Linked DNA regions of Homo sapiens: regions 2, 3, 4 and 5 are each linked to region 1. A link is a contact called in ENCODE Hi-C or POLR2A ChIA-PET data. All regions are on one chromosome and are shown on one strand. The core of a region is the stretch at or near the end of the contact, and the rest is flanking DNA. Distances in the headings are between cores, read along the strand shown.

What was found. A loop is a pair of places that touch in the nucleus more often than their neighbours do. ChIA-PET counts read pairs that join two places held with the same protein, here RNA polymerase II (POLR2A). Pooled maps may share reads with other maps.
Region 2: a pooled map shows a loop between it and region 1 (4-fold over the local background). The contact joins two enhancer-like sites. A Hi-C loop is called at or near these places in 1 of 37 single-sample maps with no recorded cell type and 2 of 50 pooled maps. POLR2A ChIA-PET finds 5 or more read pairs at or near these places in 1 of 52 experiments (H1).
Region 3: a loop to region 1 is called in a pooled map, with 2.3 times the contacts of the local background. The contact joins the promoter of MSMP here to the enhancer-like site in region 1. A Hi-C loop is called at or near these places in 6 of 50 pooled maps. POLR2A ChIA-PET finds 5 or more read pairs at or near these places in 2 of 52 experiments (H1 and endothelial cell of umbilical vein).
Region 4: a loop to region 1 is called in a pooled map, with 3 times the contacts of the local background. The contact joins two enhancer-like sites. A Hi-C loop is called at or near these places in 2 of 37 single-sample maps with no recorded cell type and 3 of 50 pooled maps.
Region 5: a loop to region 1 is called in a pooled map, with 6 times the contacts of the local background. The contact joins the promoter of HINT2 here to the enhancer-like site in region 1. A Hi-C loop is called at or near these places in 2 of 37 single-sample maps with no recorded cell type and 9 of 50 pooled maps. POLR2A ChIA-PET finds 5 or more read pairs at or near these places in 1 of 52 experiments (activated T-cell).

Annotation. Positions count from the first base shown.
Region 1 is chr9:36,469,807-36,473,082 of GRCh38, forward strand. It overlaps a transcript of RNF38 not described here. Among named protein-coding and RNA genes, the nearest start is that of RNF38, 71 kb to the left of the region's middle. Within about 2 kb of position 1,310, at least 30 of the 41 ENCODE cell types and tissues checked have a DNase peak (open chromatin) inside an H3K27ac peak, as active enhancers do; they include endothelial cell of umbilical vein, where a contact is called at or near this core.
Region 2 is chr9:37,300,892-37,304,055 of GRCh38, forward strand. ZCCHC7 (zinc finger CCHC-type containing 7) reads left to right here. Exons shown (of 9, transcript NM_032226.3): 3 at 1,297-1,340. Among named protein-coding and RNA genes, the nearest start is that of LINC01627, 92 kb to the right of the region's middle. RefSeq lists an enhancer at 1,601-1,650. Within about 2 kb of position 1,565, at least 5 of the 41 ENCODE cell types and tissues checked have a DNase peak (open chromatin) inside an H3K27ac peak, as active enhancers do.
Region 3 is chr9:35,752,430-35,755,921 of GRCh38, forward strand. MSMP (microseminoprotein, prostate associated) reads right to left here and starts at 1,847. Exons shown (of 3, transcript NM_001044264.3): 1 at 1,571-1,847; 2 at 1,231-1,339; 3 at 561-851. The coding sequence starts at 1,700. The coding sequence ends at 671. It overlaps RGP1 (RGP1 partner of RAB6A GEF complex), which reads left to right. Exons shown (of 9, transcript NM_001080496.3): 9 at 222-3,492. The coding sequence ends at 445. RefSeq lists an enhancer at 461-1,660.
Region 4 is chr9:36,992,484-36,995,561 of GRCh38, forward strand. All of the region lies in intron 5 of PAX5 (paired box 5), which reads right to left. Among named protein-coding and RNA genes, the nearest start is that of PAX5, 40 kb to the right of the region's middle. RefSeq lists enhancers at 1,168-1,217, 2,528-2,687, 2,718-2,777, 2,828-2,897. Within about 2 kb of position 1,533, at least 4 of the 41 ENCODE cell types and tissues checked have a DNase peak (open chromatin) inside an H3K27ac peak, as active enhancers do.
Region 5 is chr9:35,813,457-35,816,748 of GRCh38, forward strand. It overlaps HINT2 (histidine triad nucleotide binding protein 2), which reads right to left and starts at 1,586. Exons shown (of 5, transcript NM_032593.3): 1 at 1,443-1,586; 2 at 188-328; 3 at 1-93. The coding sequence starts at 1,523. It overlaps FAM221B (family with sequence similarity 221 member B), which reads right to left. Exons shown (of 7, transcript NM_001012446.4): 7 at 2,935-3,292. RefSeq lists silencers at 1,399-1,718, 2,049-2,228 and an enhancer at 1,779-1,958.

The DNA.
Region 1 (3,276 bases), core at 60-2,559:
CTCTACTACAAAATACAAAAAATTAGCCGGGAGTAGTGGCACCCACCTGTAGTCCCAGCTACTTGGGAGGCTGTGGAGGGAGGGTCACTGGAGCCTGGGGAGATCGAGACTGCAGTGAGCCAGGATCATGCCACTGCACTCTAGCCTGAGTGACAGAGTGAAACCCTGTCTCAAAACAAAAACAAAGAAAAAGGAAATAATGCTCAAGAAGCCAGGATGAGATGGATGGGCTTGATTCTCCTCGGTTGTTTCTACTCCACCACAGTGGCTCTCAGAACACACCCTGCCCTTCATGTGCATTAGCATCACCTAGGAACCTGTTTAAAATGAAATCTGCAGGCCCCACCCAGTGAGGTGAATCAAAAGCACTGGTGGGGGTGTCCAGCTTTTAAAGTCTAAGAACCACTACTCTACCTCCTGGTACTCAAAACTTTCTTCACCATCACCTGATGCCTTGCCAGAAATCGGCATTTTAACAAGATCCCCCTGGTCTACCTCAGGGCCACAAACCATAAGCCCCAATCCATAATGCTTCGCACCCATCCACACAGTGTCTGAGTGGTTTCTGGGAATGGGAAGTAGGGGAGGCCCACTGAAAGAGCAGTGGTTTTTCTCTCTTTGAATATGAATCTATCACTTACCAATCCTGTGGGAAAAACAGCACTGCATGCCCTAGTTAGACAAGAGTATGTTGTGTGTGTGACAGAAAGCACACAACTACCATTAAACTGCCATGGAAATTTATTCCGCTTAGATGTCACTGTTATGTTATAAGCTATTTTTCTTTTAAAATAAGGGAATTTCAATTTTAACCCCAGGCATAATAAAATTAACAAGATTGTCTAACCTTTGTTTGTATTGCTAATATTGTAGCAGGAATCTGTCACCTTAAAACAAACCAACCAAGGGGATATACCTTACCTTCTCTGCTCGAACAAGGACACCTTCACCAACATCTAGCCCCCACTTCCATGCAGCAGCCCCCATCTCCATACAGCATGGAGGAAGGAAAACTATTTCCAGTATTCCACCTTTAACTTCCTGCTGCCTCCCTCAAAGACTCATAGATTTTATTTCAAAATCTGAACCCGAAGGCCCCTAACTCCATCTCTCCCTTTGCTTCTCTCTCATTTTCCTCCACTGAGACTTCTCTGGTCTGTGGTACTGCAAACATGTCGGCTCTTCCAGCAAATCTACAGGTGAACTACGTACATATTTATGCCTAAGAATTGTACTGTCTCACTGCTCATTCCAGCTTGACTCAGCCTAACACAACGATGTGCTTTTTTAAGGCACTTCCAGTTTCACTTCTAGCTCCTACCAGGCTTCCGCCCCGCCCCAATGCAACATAGCCCCCTCAGTTTCCCAGACCCAGGAAGTAGCAAGGTCAATTCTGTGAGGCCCATATCCAATTTGACTTGCCTCTCTCTTCTTAAAGCAATCTTGGAATTAAAATTTCTAAAGCCCCCTTTCAATTTAATAACTTTTCTTCCATAGAAACAAGAGGTTTTAATCAAGCCTTAAAAATAAATTTGAGCCTTGTGTTTTTAATCACATAGCATTGGGAAAAATAATATAACTATTCTACCAAATTTCAAAAGGAAACATGTTTACATCTCAAATGTGCTACAAAAAGATCCTGGTATGGTAAAACTAGTTTGATTTCGACTCCCACCCCAACCTTTTTTAAACTTCTCCAACACAGTTCCAGAATAACTTGTCAAAATCACTTCTGAAGCGGTAATCCCAGCTACTCCAGAGACTGAAGTGATCGCCTGAGCCCAGGAGTTCCAGGCCAGCCTGGGCAAAATAGTGACTCTTATCTCAAAATAACAAAACAAAACTCACCCTGTCAATTAGACTCAAAAGATGTATAGTACTAACTAAACATTCCAGAGTCAAATTGTAACTTCAGTTTTTATCTCAACACAGAATTTATGAGTTGCACATAAATTTACTTTACTTCTTTTTAGAAATGGAGTCTTGCTATGTTGCCTGGGATGGTCTCAAACATCTGGCCTCAAGTCATCCTCCCACCTCAGCCTCCCAAGTAGCTGGGATTACAGGTGAGCCACCGCATCCAATTTACAAATTCACTTTAAAAAGTCAAATCTTTTCACTTCTTGCTTTGCTTCTTGGATTTGTTTGGGGAAGAGGAATGTTTCTTTTTTTTAGCAAATAATGGTAGCTTTTACTTGAAGCTTTAAAATATCAATTTTAAAAAAACAATTTTAAAATAACAATTTGTTTTCAACTATATATGCAGTTTTAATAAAAATATTAGATAATTCGATTACAAGAGTTCTTGACTTACATTCCTGCCATTAGCAAAGACAGTCAACAATGTCTTAAGAGCCACCAAACATATCAATCTCTAGATATGGTCTAAACCTAAGGTTATTTTAAAAACTAAGAACAGTGAGTGTGTAGAAACTCTTCAATTATCTGGATTAATCAGCTTTTATCCTGCCTGTATAGAATCAATGTCTTCCTCCTATGAATTCCACAGTTTAGTAATTATGAAAGGCAGAGAATTCATTTTTCCTTCCTAGGTATCCATAAACCAAGCTTCTCTAACCCATAGCCCAGGATGGCTTTCAATGCAGCCCAACACAAATTCATAAATTTCTTCAAGTGTATTTCATGTGTGGTCCAAGACAATTCTTTCAACATGGCCCAGAGAAGACAAAAGATTGGACATCCCTGGCCAGCAGTTAGCAGCACTCAAAGAAAAAACAGGCCTTATTCCAAAAGTTCATATAATCTGGCTTTGACCTTAGAAGCCCATTTTGCCATAGATCATTTTCTAAATGGTACGTTCCCAGGATGGCCCACCAATACCTATTAAGCCCACAATACAGATGAGATACTGAACTACCAAGCCCAGCCAAGAAGTTTTTCTTCATCTGTTTAAGTGCCCAAACAAGCACTCAGTTAAGATCTAATGTTGAGAATCACAGAGCATGGGATCTTTTCTAAGAAGTAACTTAAATATGCCTGATTTATAGAGAATCCAGGGCTGGGTACGGTGGCTCATATCTGTAATCCCAGCACTCTGAGAGACCGAGGTGGGTGGATCACCTGAGGTCAGGAGGTGGGTGGATCACCTGAGGTCAGGAGTTCAGGACCAGCCTGGCCAAGATGCTAAAACTCTGTCTCTACTAATAATACAAAAATTAGCCAGGCGTAGTGGCACATGCCTTTAATCCCAGCTACTCGGGAGGCTGAGGCAGGAGAATCACTTGAACCCAGGAGGCGGAAGCTGCAGTGAGCCAA
Region 2 (3,164 bases), core at 315-2,814, 830 kb after region 1:
AAATAGCTGATACAAGAAAATGTGGGAGATTATTTCCCCCACTAGGTTTTTACAGTTGTATTTTTAGATTAATCAGTGGTTTCTGGATATTTGGCCTCCTTTTTTTTCTTTTATTTTGCTGTTTTTGATGTTATAAAATACAGTGCTAAGAACCTAACCCTATTAGTGAGATATTATTCAGAGTCTAATTTTTTTATTGTTATAATGAAAGTCATGTAGAATGCAAAGCTAGTGGACACAGTTAATACTCATATTTGGTAGAAATACTTTTCCTCTACCAAGCTGAGTTCAAATTGTGGGCCTGCAAGTTAACTGATACTGGACAGGTTAACTGGAGAAAAGATAAGGTTTATTCACACTTGAAGGAGCACTCAATATCAGTAACTCTGAAGAAGAGTTTAGAGGGTTATAGAAGTAAGGGGTTATGCCTCTTGCTGTGGCACACCACAGATGCCAGCACTTTGGGAGGCTGAAGTGGGTGGATCTCTTGAGCTCAGGAGTTTGAGACCAGCCTGGGTGACATGGTGAAACCCTGTCTCTACCAAAAAAATTATAAAAATTAGCCTAGCGTGGTGGCAAGTTCCTGTAGTCCCAGCTACTCAGGAGGCTGATGTGGGAGGATTGCTTAAGCCTGGGAGGCGGAGGTTGCAGTGAGCCAAAATGGTACCACTGTACTCCAGTCTTGGCAACAGAGCAAGACCCTGTCTCCAAAAAAAACAAGAAGTAAGGGGCTATATACCAACTTAACAAGAGGGGGTAGCTTAGGGAGTCAAAGGACAGAAAGATCTCATTTACACAATTTTTTTGTTATGTCTCAGTGCCCAGTGTCAGTCATCTCCCTCCTGTGGATCCTCCTGGAGGTGTGAGAGGGTTGTGACAGCTGCCTCAGTAAAGCTCTGCTTTAGTCAGATAAAAGAAGTTAAGATTTCATTCTGCATCTGCTGTTGTATTTTTGGGCCCTTCACTGATTTTTTTTTGTTTTAATATTTGTATGTAGTCTGATGCTTTTCAATGTATTTTCACATACCTCATTTTATTCTCACAGGACTTTTTAGGCAGACAGGGAAAATACTATTATCCCATTTCACAGGTCAGAAAACTGAGACTCAGAGAGGTTAAGTATTTGTCCAGGGCCACATAATTAATAACAGAGCCAAAATAGGAATTTCAGGTATTCAACATTTCTCAGTGTACCTTTGGGGTCCAATTTGAGTACTCATAAATTGTGTAATCTATTGTCAATCTATAAGTCCTTTAAAAGTGCCACGGTTAAGTAATAATTTATTTGTTTTGTAGGAGAAGATGGTATAAACTGGTCCATCAGTGACAAAGACATTGAGGTAAAATCAAATTGTTTTTAAAATTCAGAATAATAATTTCCTTTGCTTCATAGTTTATTATGATAACTTTTGGAACATTAATAAGTTTAAGTGGCTTATAAGAAAACATTTGATTTTAGCATATGAGTGATTTAACTCTTCAGAAACTTGGTTCAGCCTTGAGTTTTGTCAGTGAGTTAATAGCTGTAATCATCCAGTCCCCTTTCCCTTTCTGTTTCTCTCCTGCGGTGAGTCCTCTCAGCCCATATGGCCTGGTACCACTAAAAAGATCAACACCGGAAATAACTGCTTCTTCAGTGTAAGGAAATGGTTAGTCTATTTTTAGGATGTGGCAGGTGTTTGTCTTTGTCGATTATTAGCCTTAATTGTGGCAGATGCTACAAAAAGAGAATAATTTTATAACTTGGTTTTGGGAGATAGCTAGATTGTACTTACATGTGGTCCACTTGGCCAGTTCAGCAAAATAACAAATAAAAGATGAAAACTTTTTTAAAGATGGAATTCTACCAAACAAGCTAAAGCATGGTTGGGATTTACAGTTCCTCTTTAGATATTCCATATGATATGCATTGTTGGTACTCTCTTACAAGATCCTAGATTTAGATTAGAATATGGGACAGTTAGAATTGGGTCACTCTGTAGGCAGAATGGATCTTAAAAGGATTCCAGTGGAAAGAAATTATCTCATTCCTTTATTTCTATAAAGGAAGACTGGATTATCAGTCTTTTATTATCATCCAGTCTTGTAGGCAGTAACCCTGTGCTGTTCAAAAGAATGGATATATTGGGTAGCTGTACTAACTTTACAAAAGACAAAGTCATAAAAACACCATTCCCTAACTCAAAATTTAAGTAGCCCTCCCATTCAGAAAAACATGGTGTACATTCAGTTATAGAAATCAGCAGTGGCTGGCCGGGCGTGGTGGCTCACACCTGTAATCCCAACACTTTGGGAGGCTGAGGTGGGTGGATCACCTGAGGTCAGGAGTTCGAAATCAGACTGGGCAACATGGCGAAACTCCTTCTCTACTGAAAATACAAAAATTAGCCAGGTGTGGTGGCGGGCGCCTGTAGTCCCAGCTACTCGGAAGGCTGAGGCAGGAGAATCGCTTGAACCCAGGGAGGTAGAGGTTGCAGTGAGTCGAGATCACGCCACTTCACTCCAGCCTGGGCAAAAGAGTGAAACTCCGTCTCAAAAAAAAAAAAAGAAAGAAAGAAAAGAAGTCAGCAGTGGCTTTGACTGAATGCTACCGCGGTGTCTAAGTGATGCATGTCAGTACCCCTGCTCGATCTGAAACATAAGTAGAGAAAGATTAAAAAAAAAAAATCACATGGAGAAGTATAAAAGACTCAGCAGGCGGGAGGGGCAGACAAAAAGCAGTAGAGTTACCTTTATGGCACCTCCTTTTATGTTTTTCTACCTCTTTTTTTTTTTTTTTTTTTTTTTTTGAGATGAAGTTTCACTCTTGTTGCCCAGGCTGGAGTACAATGGCACAATCTCGGCTCACCACATCCTCCGCCTCCCAGGCGCAAGCGATTCTCCTGCCTCAGCCTCCCAAGTAGCTGGGATTACAGACCTGCGCCACCACGCCCAGCTAGTTTTGTATTTTTAGTAGAGATGGGGTTTCTCCATGTTGGTCAGGCTGGTTTTGAACTCCCGACCTCGGGTGATCCGCCCACCTCGGCCTCCGAAAGTGCTGGGATTACAGGCATGAGCCACCACGCCCAACCTCTACCTCTTTTTAAGAGAACAAGAGAGATCATAAAGTTCCCCTGTGGCTAGGTTCTAAGTTGAACAGATATAACTAATAATTCTCTTGCTTT
Region 3 (3,492 bases), core at 597-3,096, 720 kb before region 1:
ACTCTTAGGTTATTAGGTACTTAATACTGCTATCTTCAGCTCACATCTGTGGTAGTACCCATTGCTTCAGAAAAACCCTTAATCACAGCTCCCTGCCCTGTGACTTTTCCCTGTCTTCCTGAACACAGATTGTTTTCTTCTCATTCACTAACTATATCCTGTCATTGGCTTTTACTCCTGCTAGCTTCTGATGCTTCTACCTTAATCTTTTTCTTCCATAGTGTCCTTGAAGTGGAGATTGCATTTTGAATTTGTAACGTCCCGAGAACCAGGATTGGTACTCCTACCCCCTGTGGAACAGCCCGAACCTACCACCTGGACAGGACCTGAGCAAGTACCTGTAGACACCTTCAGCTGGGACCTGCCCATCAAGGTGCTGCCTACTAGCCCCACCCTGGCCTCATATGCTGCCCCAGGCCCCAGCACCAGCACCATAACCATCTGAAACTGGCCCACCCTGGTGCTAGTTCCTTCCGGATACTGAGAACTCAGCACCTGGACTCTAATGGGACCCACTTTTTCCACCTGGGGTCCAATGTCGTGGACAGTGAGAGTCGGGCTTTCAGCTATAGCATTAATTTATTTGTTCAGAATACATTGGCAGCTGCTAGTGGTTTCCCTGGAAGTGGCAGCAGCAGTGAGCAGTCAGCAGATGGATGATCAGTTGAGTTTAGCTGGAGTGGGGAGCAGGAGCCCCAGGAACAGGGGTGTTGGCTGAGCCCCATTCTGGGTCAGGCCCTCCCCCTTTGCAGGGCAGCCGAGGGTCAGATTTTTGCACCAAGGAGAACTGGCAGGTTCCTGCCTCCTGACGTACCTCACACCCAGCCGGGAAGTCGATGGGATGCTGGGACCTGGGGAACCAAGGATAGGGGAAGGAGTCAGCACAGTGAAAGGCTGCCTTTATCCCTGCCCACATGTTCCCTCTCTCACAGTTTTCCCCCCACAGAGCCCCTTTCAGTGGCCCCTTGGTCCTCCTAACTAAGCTGTCACCTACCATATGTGGGCCTTTTTGTTTTATAACAGGAGTATTTTCTCTCCAGGTCCACCCCAACCTCCCCTGATTTATAGCCTGAAGCCTTATCTTTCACACTAGTGTTGGTCCCTTCAGGTTTGGCCCATCTTGTATTGCTCTTCTGTTCATTCTTACATCACAGCAATCTAGTCACTCCCTGGTCATCCCTCAGTCACTCATATCAGAGTCATTCTCTCTGGCCATCTTTGGTCACTCACGTGTCACAGCAGCCCACGCCAACAGGATGCAGACAGGTGCAATGGAAACAGTCCTTGCGGAGCCAAGACTCACCCAGGGTAAAATATTTCCCCTCATAGTGACAGGGGGCTAGGGAAGAACGGGAAATGTTAGTAGGTGTAGGAGTGCTGATGAGAGGCAGAGGCTCTTCTGGTCTGGGGTGGAGACAGTAAGTACGCACTATCCCCGTATTTAGTTTGTCTTTCCTGTTTCACAGCTGGAGGAAGCCTGGGTATTTTGACACGGGATCATCTGTAAGGCCCCATCCTCCCTGTGCCCTCTCTGCTGCTCCTCCATTCCTAACGCTTCACCCCACTTTACCTTGAGCTTGGAAGTAGCACTTGCTGTAGACTCCTGGGTGCTGGAGGAGTAGAGACATCACCAAGCAGATGATCCCCCAGCCTCCTAGGATCCCCTTGGCCTGTCCAGCCCAGAGCATCCTTAGGGCCATTGCTGCTGCACAGCCCTCTCAGACCCTTCTTGGCCTCTGCTCAGCTACTCTGGTCTTGACTCCTTGACTTTGCTTTGCGTTGCTCCTTGAGTCTTAGTTTCTGTCTTTCTCCCCTGGGCTCCTGTCTCACACTATCTCCCTGCCCTCTGCTCTCACAGGCTGGGGATGTTTATAAAGTGAGGACCCTGGCCCCCTGCTGAGTAGAGCTGGAAAAGTTGTAACTCTGTTTCCTGAGGTGAGGGCATGAAAACAAGAGGTCTAGCTTTAACAAGCTGTGAGAGCTGATTCATGCCCCGGCACAGCTAGAGGGAGGGAGGTGGCCATGGAGGGGGCACTGGACTGGGCACTTCCCCAGCAAGGAGGCAGGAGGGGCGAGGGCCCCCAGGTGGTCCCCAGATCTCTTCCCTGACCTGGAGAGAAGGAAGCATTCCACCTTCCCCCTTTCTCCCCCACTGCCACCACCAGGGGTGTGTATGCTGGGATCCCTGCCTGGACCGGAGGGAGGCATTTCCTGGGGATGGTTAATCCTGTGCCCCAGCCAAACCCAGGAGCTGCAATAGGGTGCGACGGCCAGAAGCTCCAGGAGAGTGAGCAGGCACCTGGAGTGGAGACTGTGTTTCCCTCAGATCCTAGGGCAGGGTTTCCCTAATGTATCCAAGAAATAGGGCTGCCCCTCAGAGATGGTGGGGAGGGTCTCTTTTCCTCAGGCATTCCAGAGGTGAACTGTCCATTGCTTATCACCTTCAAACATACAGCAGATGTGGGATCACCCCACATCTGGGGATGGTTCTTTCCCCTTTCAAAGAGGAGCATCTCTAAGTGCCCTGATGGGATGAATCACTCCAGGTTCACAGAGGTGTCCTCTCTTTCCTCCCATATATAATGGAGTGAGGTTTTTAGGAATTTATCATTTGGCATCCTCTGAGTTTCCCACAGGTTCTGGAGGAGCCCAGGATGGATTATTGAGAGCATGGGCTGTAGAGACAGTCTTCTTGGATTCAGATCCTGACTCCACTTAGCTATGTAACCTGGTCAGATTACTTCACCTCTCTGAGCCTGTTTCCTCATCTATAAATTGGGGATAGTAATGCCAACTCATTGGGCTGTTATGAGGATTACTGAGATAATGCGTGCAGTGCTCTTATCACCATCTCTGGTGCGTAAGCGTCAGGAAATAGCAGTTGCTGTGATTGGGGCTAAAGCTCTGAGGCAAAATGGGCGACATTATTTTCTTTGAATGACATTAAGCAGTTTGTGCATAGCTGAGGGCTTCTATTGGGGATGGCTGTCTCCTGGCATAGACCTCTGCACCTTTCACACTCATACTCCTTGTCAGCAGTCCCCAACCTTTTTGGTACCAGGGACCGGTTTTGTGGAAAACAATTTTTCCACCAGTGGATGGAGGGGGATAGCAGCGGGGAGATGATTTTGGGATGAAACTGTTTCATCTCAGATCATCAGGCATTAGATTCTCATAAGGAGTGTGCAATCTAGATCCCTTGCATGCGGAGTTCACAGTGGGGTTTGCACTCCTGTGAGAATCTAATGCCTCTGCTGATCTGCCAGGAGGAGGAGCTCAGGCGGTAATGCTCACTCGCCTGCCGCCCACCTCCTGCTTTGTGCTCCCGCTTCCTAACAGGCCACAGACTGGTACTGGCCTGTGGCCTGGGGGATGGAGACCCCTAATCCATGTCACCTTTCCCACCTCTTTCAAAAACAGGTACCTCCAGGAACATTTTGGTTTTGGCCCTTGTATTGACTTCTGAATGTCTAGTTTGAGAAACTGTTCCCA
Region 4 (3,078 bases), core at 283-2,782, 520 kb after region 1:
AAGCCTGCTGGAGGGAAATCAGACCTCAAGCCCTACCAACAATCTGCTGGGAAGGGGAGAAGGCTCGGTAGCTATGTCTTTCCGTGGGAGCTCAACCTGGGATAGAAGCAAGAAGCACTACATACATATCCCAATCGGCTAGTGGAGGATTTCCAAAACCCAGTGTGTCTTGTCACTCCCTCCTCAGCTCAAAGACCTGCCATGGCTCCCACTGTCTTAAGGAGCTAAGAACAGGAGAAATGACTGATGACACCTTTCTTTTAACTGAAACCACTTAATTGCTCACCTTATCTATATGAGTGATAAGTAGGCAAGTTCAGACTTTGCAGCAGCCTGAAGCAGAAATTTTCAAAGTGTAGTCCAGGGAGCCCTGCCAGGGTTGGAAGAAGGGGTCCCCAAGATACTTTCAGGTGATCTGTGAGGACAAAATTATTTTCATTGTTTTTTTATTTTACTTTAAGTTCTGGGATACACGTGCAGAATGTGCAGGTTTGTTACACAGGTATACATGTGCCATAGTGGTTTGCTGCACCTGTTATTTTCATATTAATGCTAATGTGTGATTTGTCTTCTTCACTCTCATTCTCTCACGAGTCTACAGTGGAGGTTTTCAGAAGCTGTAAGATGTGTTCCATCACAACGGAGTGAATACAGCAGCAGCTATGAGAGTCCAGCTGTTTTCTATTAAGCCAGACACTAAAGGGATCTGCAGAACTGTAAGCCAATGCCATTCATACTAAATTTTGGGTTTGGAAGATTCGGTTCTTTCTTATTTCAAAAATATTATTTATGTTACTTGTTTGTTACTGTTATTTTTAATAAATAAATATTTTAAACTTTCATCCATTTTAATTAACCCTCATAAACTAAAGCTCCTTGAAGTCCTTGATAATTTTTAAGAGTTTAAAGGGACCCAGGACCAAACATTTGAGAACTGCTGCCCTACAATAATGCCAAGAGGACTTGAGATGGAACCAGGAGAAACTCAAAATTTTGGTGCCAGAAAAAAACCTCAGCAATTCATTGATCTCCTGTTTTAGATGGAAAAACTGAGGCCCAGACAGAGAAAGGGACAGGAAGAAGGGACACAGCAGGGGCAGGGGTTTGAAGCCTTGTAAATTCTCTGACCCACAGGCTATGCAGCCAGGGATTAAACCATATTCCCAAGCCAGAGAGAAAGGACTGTGGGATTCTCTTCCCCATGGGGCAGCAGGGCATGCAGGGTGGAGAAAGCCAAGGCCATTTCACCTCAAGTTCCAGACCGCCTTGGCAGGGGACTGCCCACAGCAGATGAGACTATATCCCCCTCCATCGGCCCCACCACTCTTTTACTGGTTGGCCCCCAAACTGATTCCCTGAACTGAGATCCCCACATGGCAGCACCCTGCCCTCTCCCATACCCCCAGGGCTCTCCCGAACACCAGTACACCACCCCATGGGAAAAGGAACTGGGGGTAAGAGGAGGGGGAGGGGCTGGGGCAAACCAGGTGCACAAACAGAGAGGGTGGGGGTTCAGCGGCGTTGGCTCTCACGGGGGCTCTCGCTCACTGAATCAAAGTGAAACTTGGGGACCCAGGAGCGAGGAGGAACCGAAACCTGAGCCCCCACCCGTGGGACAGGCCCTGGGCACTAGGGAAAGGCCCCAGGAGCCCCTCCAATTGGCCACCTGGCCTCAGATGCCCTGCGTTACCACAGAGGCCTCCAGCAGTTGTCTATCTGGGTCTCAGCTGAGGTGCCCACAGCTACAAGATCAGGACAGAGATCACAGGGGAGAGTGGCCCGCCAGGCAGGGAGATGGAAACCAGGTCCTCACCATCTCTGCCACTAACTGCCCCCTGCATACCCTTGGGCCAAGCCTGCGCCCTCTGTGCCTGGACTACCCTACCTGCAGGGTATAGAGCACATGACCTGCCAAGGAGTGTGGCTGCTTGGCCACTGCCCTAAGTTCTTGCCTCCGCTACCCTACCCACCTCTGGCCTGTAAGCCTGACTACCCACTTCCCTGACCACACACATACACGCACGCACACTCGGCCCCACCGGCCAGTTCCAGGATCTGCCTCCCATTAGCTTCAGCTGCCACAGGCAGAGACTGAGCCAAACTGGTTTCTTTAGAGTTCATGCTAAGACTCCAGAAGCTCAAAGACCTTCAGGCCAAGGAAAACAGAGCACAAGTGCCGAGAGCAACTTGAGCGGGGAGCGCATGAGAACTCGGGCCCAGCAGCCCCAGATGACTGTTGCCTTGTGGGTTGCCAGGCTGCCAGCTGCCCCAGGGTTGCCAGATCTGATTTTTCTTCCCCAAAGAAGCCAGGCATCCATCCATACATGAAATTTCCTGATTTTGCAATGTTGGTAACTAATTCAAAATCATCATCAATACAGGGCAAGCCAAGGAAAGCATGGCTACCAGGCTGCCAATTCCCCCCTGGGTTCTACGTGATGCCCCCACCACGACCACACCCCAGCAGAACCTTGGTCCTGACTCCTTCCTAGACAAAAAGAGAACTCAGGTAACAACCCACCTCTCTACATGAGGGGACATGTAGACACCTCTCTACATCCAGGGGACAGCACACAGAGGGCCAGGGAGGGGACCTGCCCTTGGAAAGCCCCAGCAGAGGCCAAGACAAAATGGTGGTAACCTCCTTCCTGCCCCCAAAGCCACACTGGGAAAAGGAGATGGAGAGGCTGCCTGTTCACCCATACTCCACACTGGACCCTAAAGAATCCTTGGGTCTCAGCCAGTTGTGAAGGACCAATGACCCAACACTGGAAATCCCCACAGGGGAGTGGGCTGGTTCCAGAAAGCCAGGCCAGGTCCAGGCTCAAGGACAGCATTCCAGGTGGCAGGCCCTGAGTGGGCAATGGCCTGGAGACGGGAAGCTGAGCCAACACACAGGGACTGGAGGCACAGGAGGAATGAGCAGGAGGAAAGGGAGGCCCGCGAGAGAAGGGCAGGGCTTCTCTCAAGAACTGAGGTCAGTGCGGGGGGACGTGTGGGCAGCACCCCATGGGGAGATAAGACTGATGGGGCTGGCTGTCAACAGTGGGGATGGCGGACGGCCCTGTGAGAATGGAG
Region 5 (3,292 bases), core at 336-2,835, 660 kb before region 1:
TTCTTCAGCCTGGCTAATCCGAGGAATGGGCTTCTTAGGAATGACCAGGAAGTGCACAGGAGCCTGAGGGGCCACATCACGGAACACAAGACACTGGGGGAAGTGACAGGCCAGAGGCCACGTTACTTCAACAGGTTGGATGGTATCTACAACATTCCTAAGGGGATAGGTCCTAAGAGCACCCCACCTGCTGGTCCTCATAGAGAATGTCAGCTGGGAGGCTCTTGTCCAGGATCCGGGAGAAGATGGTTGGGGCTGCTCCCCCAGGAGTTGCCTGCTGGGCCTTGGCCACTTCATTCCCATCAGTCACACCTGCAGCTCCTCGGACCTGAAGGTGGATCGACCATATTCAAAGGAGGGAGCTGGCAGAAGCTGGGCTCTGATAGTTGTTAATTTCGTCCTTCTAATAACCTATTCATCGTTCCCACCCAGGAGGAAAGTTCCTGAATTTCAGAGCACCAGCAGCAAAGGGTAGGGCCAGAAGGTGCTGGACCTGGTTAGATAACAGGCGGTATTATTATCAGGATTCAGCAGTGCAATTGATTCCTGCTCATGTGTCCACGAAATATAGCACTGTTTAGGGAAAGGATCTAGAATGAGAGACTGGGGATTTTGGTCTCAGTTCCTACCTTACCATACCACTGAATTACCTCAGATAAATTCCTTCTCTCAGCTTCTAATATAAAATAAAGGGATGGTTTCCATAATCTCTTGCGATGGCTTGAATCTCTTTCCACTCTCACCTTGTTAGTACATTTCCACTTATTTCCGTTACTTGTTTTCTGATCTTTAAGCCTTGTCGCCTGTTTTATTTAAGTTTTAATGCAATCGCCCTGTTTGACACTAGTTGACCCCTCATCTGGGTGTCACATGTGACTCTGTGAATTTTAACTCTTGTCCCTTGAATGAGTGGAGGTAAGAGTTCAGCTAAGTGACCTCTGCTCCCCTAGCCCCAGGGAACTTCGGGTAAGGGATTCAGAGAAGGCTGATGTCATTGCATCACGTTGGGGGAGAACGGGACGGAATGAATTCTCTGACCTCCGAGCCGCTTCTGGCAAGTGCAGAAGAGAGGTTAACACTAGTGCTCATTAGGAGGCCAGAAGCCTGAGGAGGGCAGAGCACTGGCTCCAAGAAGAGAAAGCTCATTTCCTGCAGGGGGCATCGGGCCAGCTGGGCTGCAGGCAGTGGAAAGAAGGCGGCAGCCGCTGCACTGACCCTGTCCCGACCTCGGCGCCCCGGCCTGCGCAGGGCGGGAATCAGCACCAGCTCGTTCTCCGGAGCCACCAGTTCGACCTCACCACACAGCCCCGGAGCTTGTGCCTCGGAGGGGCAGAGGCCACAGGCAGGAGCTCTGCGCGGCTCTGCGCGCCTTCGGGACCCCCTGGCCCCGGATGGCTTCGGAGCCCGCAGGACCCCCTACTCGCTCCCGCGCCACTTCTCACCTGCCCCCCGCGCACCCCCGTGGCCGCCACGGCTCTGCGCGCCGCGCGCAACCCAGCAGCCAGCACCACGGCTGCCGCCATCTTCCCTGAGCCGCGGGAACCTCTCACCCGGGTCAGCACTCGGCTCCGCGGCCGGCCGTGGGTGGGGACTCCGGGCGCGGGGAAGCGGGGTAGTGGCGGCCGGGCGAGCCCTGCTACCCCATTGGAGCGCGCCTCTGAGCACGATTCACCCCATTGCCTCTGCAGCCACTTTGGAGGCGGGCTCTTTTCATCTCATTGGCTGCTTCTACCAACGCGAGGACAATTTTCCATTCCATTGGTTTCGTCTTCTAGTCCGTGTGAACGTTCTTTTCCCATTGGATCCCCTTACTAGTTTCTCTGTGAGAGAAACTTCCACTCCATTGGAAGGATTAATGGAGCCTGGAGGTGGGATTTTCTCCTAGTTGAATCTGATACACAACTCTGGCTTCTAGGTTGCGGCTCCCGAGTGGGTGGTTCTTTTCGTTCTTGGTTCGTCCTCTTCAGGTCTGGTTCCTATTGGTGCGCGGGGAGAAGGGGGCGGGGCTCCGCCACCTGCTGCAGAAAGGGCTGTTTTAGACCCTCTCACCGCTTTGGCCAGGAGGAGGGCGGGGCTCTGAGGGCATCCGGCGCTTATTGGCTCCAAGAACCACCCGGGGTGGGGCTAAAGGTGAACGGGGATGAGGTGTGTTTTTTTGTGTTTGTTTGTTTGTTTTAACTGGCGGGGCTGATGCGCAGCATTTTCTCCACAAGGGCAGTTTCAGTCCCTTGAGCATTTTGGAGATTTTAATGTACTTATCTAAGGGAAATTCTTCCTTAATTCTATGTTCTTGTTAACGCATTCACTCCATAGATTAAAAAGTCTGTGGTTTTTGCATTTTTTTTTTTTGAGCAGGAGGAGATAAGAGTGTCCTATATTTGCCGCACAAGAATTATAATAAGCAAAGGAGTATGTATTCATTGTTCTTTTCTAATCGGAAAAGGTGTGTGATACAGTTAGCTCGGTGCCTGGTGTTTTCTTTTTTTTTCTTTTTTTCTTTTTTCTTTTTTTTTTTTTTTGAGACGGAGTCTCGCTCTGTCGCCCAGGCTGGAGTGCAGTGGCGCGATCTCGGCTCACTGCAAGCTCCGCCTCCCGAGTTCACGCCATTCTCCTGCCTCAGCCTCCCGAGTAGCTGGGACTACAGGCACCCGCCACCACGCCCGGCTAATTTTTTGTATTTTTATTAGAGACGGGGTTTCACCGTGTTAGCCAGGATGGTCTCGATCTCCTGACCTCGTGATCCTCCTGCCTCGGCCTCCCAAGGTGCTGGGATTACAGGTATGAGGCACCAATAAGTCAGGTTTGCACTGCTGGAATATATATTTTTGACATAAGAAACGTGGGGTCACAAAATACTAATATTCTCAGACGCTAGGTAAGTTTTAGTCTGATATCACATAGGACAAGTTACCACTGTTTCTTTGGTTTTTCTTTTTTTCTTTTTTTTTTTTTTAAACACATGACCTGATACATATAGGTGGTCAGTAATTGTTGAATGAATAACATTTGGTGTTTCCTGTCTTTTTTTCATAATATGTAATATGTATTGCATATGATACTAACCCATGTGTAATCAATTTTTCATATTTTTACAGTCTACGTAAATATAGTTTGTATTGGCTGCTTATTATTTCCTTCAATGAGTTTATCATAGTAATCCTAACTCTATTGTTGACTATTAGTTGAATTAGTTTTAGGTGAATGGTTATCATGGGGCATATAACCACTGTTGGGGAACTTTGCTTCTAGAGATATAACAATCTCTTTTGTATAGCTATATTATTGTTAGAAA